Linked DNA regions of Homo sapiens: region 2 is linked to region 1. Evidence: chromatin loops called from intact Hi-C (ENCODE). Cell type or tissue: endothelial cell of umbilical vein. All regions are shown on one strand.

Region 1 (2,500 bases):
CCCCTTCAGCCTCTTCTCTGATATTCTCCTTGCTGTGTGTTGAGCCTTCTCTAGCCCAGAGCAAGATTCTGGGGGTTACCCCATGTGCTTCCCCCAGCCCCTCTCCTGATTAAGTTCTGGTGCTCTCAGCAACTCTGAGTTTTCTGAAGGTTTTCTCTCCTTTTTTTTTTTTTTTTTGAGATGGAGTCTCACTCTGTCACCCAGGCTGGAGTACAGTGGCACAACCTCGGCTCACTGCAACCTCTGCCTCCTGGGTTCAAACGATTCTTGTGCCTCAGCCTCCCTAGTAGCTGGGACTACAGGTGCATATCACCACGCCCGGCTAATTTTTTTTTTGTATTTTTAGGAGAGACGGGGTTTCACCATGTTGGCCAGGCTGGTCTCAAACTCCTGACCTCAAGTGATCCTCCCGCCTCCGCCTTTCAAAGGCTGGGATTACAGGTGTGAGCCACCACACCTGGCTGAAGATTTTCTCTCTTATTCCATGACTGCATCCTGCTGCAATGCTCTGGAAACCTTCGTCCTGTTTTATATTTTCAAAGGGAGCAGAAAAGAGTTGAGGTTTCCTATGTGATTTATTTGGCCACATTCAACTTAGTCCATCAGATAAGCTTTGTTATCGTTGACTACATAGACTGCATGGCTTCTATGGTTTCATTGAGATTTGAACACTTTTCACTTGTGTTGGATTTTCAGCTTAAACTAATTTATTTTAATTGACGTCATTCAATTCCAATTTTATAAAAGGATGAACGCACGACGGAAAAGAGTAGGGAACATTTTGCTTGATGAGAAAATCCGCCAGCAAGGATGTTGGGCTCTAAGCAGAACTGAAGCTCTGGAATTAAGAACACAGCCAAGGAAGAGCTCTGGACTCTGAGTTTAAAGAAGCTGACTGACTTGTAAGGCAATTCCAGGTAAGATTGGTGAATCAAGTTAAGAATCAAAAGCAACTGAGATCAACGTGGAGGCCTGGAAGGTAAGGGCCATATTTTACCTAGATACTAGCTTAGAGACTTGCTACATTGGCACTGTATTTTAAGTATGTTATTTAGTAGTATTGTGAAATCAACTGGTTTCAACATTGAAAAGGATAAAAATAGCTTATGAAAACAAAACGGTTTTTTTTTTTTTTAAAGGATAAGGTGCATGTTTAATTTCAATTGCAGAAATGAAGGGAAGAGGCACTCCTGCCACCTGGTGGGCATTTATCCAAATTGTTTGTTCAGGTCTTTTAGGGGTGAAATTCGGGTTGTTGAATCTAGGTTGAACACACAAACATTCCAGCCCCAGCAGCAGTTGGGTCTTATTTCCTTCCCCTTGACCTGGGATCTGTACCTTTCTGTTTCCAATTAAGGCCTTTATAAATGAAAGCAACCTGGTTTGGCCAGATAAAAGTTCATGTCTCCTTGCCCGTGTCCTTGTGAACTGTATGACACTGCTCTCTGGAAATCTCGTGTGTGTACTTTTCACTTGTTAACCTCCTGTGTCCCCCACTACAAGGTCAGCTGCAAGAAGGCAGGGATTCTGTCTGGTCTTGCTATTCATGATAGTGCCTGGTACACTGTCTGGCATATTGGTCGATAGTTCCCTGATGAATGAAAATTTAACAAATAGGTGAAAACAGAGTTTTGGGTTGCCTGAGTGGCATGTTCCAAACCTTTACCATATGGTAAACCTCTTAGTTCAACTGCTAATAATTTCTTCTGTGTCTTGGGTTACAATCAACCTACCCAAGTTTGGCCTCTATCTTGCTGCAAGAAATAACTCCTGCCCATAGCTGTACCAGATTAGATTTATACAGAACCCAGTAGCCTGAAAGAAGACCTCCAATCCTACTACTTAACTATCCCAAATATCTCTCTGCTTGCTACTCATGGGTCCCAATTTGCAAGCAAGTGGTAGGTGAGTGTCCCTGGCTCATGGGACATTTTTTTTTTTTTCGTAAGGAGATAAGGGGTAGATAAGTAGAATTAGCCCAGTGGGAAATGATTTCAAGCTGCGGATTGATGATTAGGGTAATTTGTGGGTAGTCCAGAGAATGCCCCATGATCCTAAAGAATTACCATCATGCGTTGTTGCGATAGTGGTCAGATGAGTTTGAATTGATCATTGGCTGTGATTAGGGAGTCTCCTGTGCTGACCCATGTCCTCCCTTCAGAGGCATCTGGAACATCAATCCTGCAGATTATTCAGCTCATTAGGAATTCCCCGTGGAAGCTCAATACTTTCCTGAATCTGAATAGTTAAACCTCTGTGTTGCAAAAATCAAATACCATCTGGCTTTTGTGTTGTCTTGGCTAAATCCAGTCAATCCCAGCTTCTTCAATGGCATTTATGATATTCTGTTCCCACAAATCCAGAGAATCATAACTGGGTTAGAAACAGTTTTATTTAATCTTGGGTGTAGAAAGATTGTTTTCATAGATCAGACAGCATTTACCTCCATCAGAGTAAGAAAAAAGAATGTCCAGGTGTGTCCTTGCCCCAGTGATCACAG
Region 2 (2,500 bases), 400 kb before region 1:
AGAAAAAAGAAAAGTGTAAATCAGATCAAGTGTCGCCTTCCCAGGCCCACCTACTTTTCCATTCACACTGAAAAACTGCAAATACCTCTTGTGACCCACAAGGGCCTCCCTGTGTGATCTGGATTCCCCTGACCTCCCCTACTTCCACCATTGCCCAGCCTCTGTCCCTCATTCACTACACACAGCCACAGTGGCCCTTCTGACCCTTAAAACACAGCCCCTTTTCCCACTTAGGGCCTTTGCACCTGCTGTTCTTTCTTCCTAGAGTCCTTTTCCCCTAGAGCTTCCCACGGAAGAATCATCTCCCCAGAAGTCCTGTACCCTCCTGGGGCTTGTTAGTTTCCTTCCCAGCATGAATCACTGTTTTACAATATTTTATTTATGTATGTGCCTAATTCCTACTACGCAAAGAAACTCAAAAGCAAGAACGACATCTGTCTAGTTCATACTTGTATCTCTAGTTTTTAGCACAATTATGAACCAGACAGATTCTATTTTTGCTTCTGAGTTTCTTTGCATAGCAAGAAGTAAGCACCTACATAAATAAAATATTGTAAAACAGTGATCATGCTGGGAAGAAATTAACAAGGCTCAGGAGGGTATAGGACCCAGCTACTTGGAAGGCTGAGGTGGGAGGTTCGCTTCAGTCCAGGTAGTCGAGGCTGTAGTGAGCCATCATTGCACCCCTGCACTACAACCTGGGTGAGACCCCATCTCCAAATAAATAAATAAATAAATAAATAAATAAGTTGGCCGGGCATGGTGGCTCACGCCTGTAATCCTAGTACTCACTTTGGGAGGCCGAGGCAGGTGGATCACCTGAGATCAGGAGTTTGAGACCAGCCTGGCCAACATGGCGAAACCCTGTCTCTACTAAAAATATAAAAACTAGCTGGACGTGGTGGTGGGCGCCTATAATCCCAGCTACTCGGAGCACTGAGGCAGGCGAATAGCTTGAACCTGGGGGGGGGCAGAAGTTGCAGTGAGCTGAGATCACACCACTTCACTCCAGCCTGGGTGACAGAGCGAGACTCCATCTCAAAAACAGAAATTAAAAAAATTAAAAATAAATAAATAATAAGGGACCAAATGCCATCTTTCCTGGGAATCTGACTCTGGTTGTCCTCAGTAAGTGAAGAGCTCTGGCGAAGAGGAGAGCAGTTTCTCTCAGTCTGGCGAGTAAGAAGAGCTGGTAATGCTGAGTTGGATGACTGGGGCTCTGGTCCAAGCTCAGTCCGCTCATTACCTCTGGGACCACACCAGGGCCTGGATGGAAGTCACTCAAAAGCAAGAGGTGCTATGCCAAGGCCTACCAGAAGGTGGCAGTGAAACACTGACCGGCATGTAAGTGACAAGGCCGGCAAAAGCTGACGTACGTGGTTAGCCTTCCAGAAGCCACCACCCCTAGGTTCCGGAAAAAGCCTGGTCCCGCCATCCCTGGGGGAAAAGGAGCAATATTTATTGCATAACAGAACCTGGCATTGTGACAAGTGCTTACATAGACCATTAGGATGGTTCCCATTTTCCAGGTAAGAAAACAGCGGCTAGGAATGAATAACTGACTTGCTCAGAGTTTCTTTCACCACGTCCCGCTAATCCTTTTGTTCAGGGCTGTGGTGATTGCTTCTAGGGTCTCAGTGTCCCCTGCAGCCAGCACGATGTGGGTTCCCTGCGCTCTGCAGCCCCCCAGCTCAGCACCTGACCGGTATCCGGGGCCCCACTCACCTTAGCCTGAGCAGGGATGCAGCGAGCGAAGGCAGGGCCTCGGCGAGTTTGTAGGCACCCAGGTCAGTGATGTTGTTCTGGGACAGACTGCGGGGACACAGTGAGGGGGAGGGCTCAGGACCAAACTTGCATGCCTCACTTTGACCTCAAGGAGAGTTCTGGGTCATAGGCTGTGAATGGCGCTGTCGACAGACTTAAGCTACCTCTCGGTAAATAGGAGGATACTGTTAGGTCCTGTGGCCAAGTGGGAGGGCAGGGATGAGGAGGTGGATGGGAGGGAGAGTGCACCCTCCTGCCCCCACCTGTCCCATGACTTTACAACATCCCCTCTTTTCCCTCTGCGCCACTTTTCAGCACTATAATGAAATAAGTGTTGGCATTATTTGTTTAATGGCTGTGTAATCCTTTCTGCCGGGTTGTGGGCTTCACATGGAGCAGGGCTGTGTCTGTTTTGCTCATTACTGTATCCCTGTGCCTAGAGCACTGCCAGGCACATAGTAGGTGCTCAATAAATACTTAAGTGGGGTGGCGGGTAAGAAAGAGGGGGACGGAAGGACTAAGGAGAAGAAATCTAGCTTACAGTGTTACCTAGGACACTAGAAATTACTGGAGAAGTCCCACAGTCCTACAATTAAGGAAATTGCTAAGTAAATTCCGGTAAATTATTTGGCCATCCTAAGACCTTGGTTGTGAGGGGGAGTGTGGGAAGATTTTGATATCCTCTAGGTTCAGTAAAAAATCATGTTGAACTGGGCGTGGTGGCTCATGCCGGTAA

What was found. Peaks named below come from ENCODE experiments on the same cell type or tissue, not always from the same donor. Only the 100,000 strongest peaks of a DNase experiment are listed, where the experiment ranks them.
Region 2: a loop joins it to region 1, with 19 times the contacts of the local background. A loop is called at or near these places in 80 of 110 quality-filtered maps.

Annotation. Positions count from the first base shown.
Region 1 is chr16:10,513,480-10,515,979 of GRCh38, reverse strand. LINC01290 (long intergenic non-protein coding RNA 1290) reads left to right here. Exons shown (of 2, transcript NR_149081.1): 2 at 748-1,138. Among named protein-coding and RNA genes, the nearest start is that of LINC01290, 13 kb to the left of the region's middle. In endothelial cell of umbilical vein, a CTCF peak has its summit at 1,195 (motif pointing left); a DNase peak (open chromatin) is centred at 1,199.
Region 2 is chr16:10,917,752-10,920,251 of GRCh38, reverse strand. CIITA (class II major histocompatibility complex transactivator) reads right to left here. Exons shown (of 20, transcript NM_000246.4): 16 at 1,726-1,812. Among named protein-coding and RNA genes, the nearest start is that of DEXI, 23 kb to the left of the region's middle. In endothelial cell of umbilical vein, a CTCF peak has its summit at 1,310 (motif pointing right); a DNase peak (open chromatin) is centred at 1,311; H3K4me3 peaks cover 288 bases.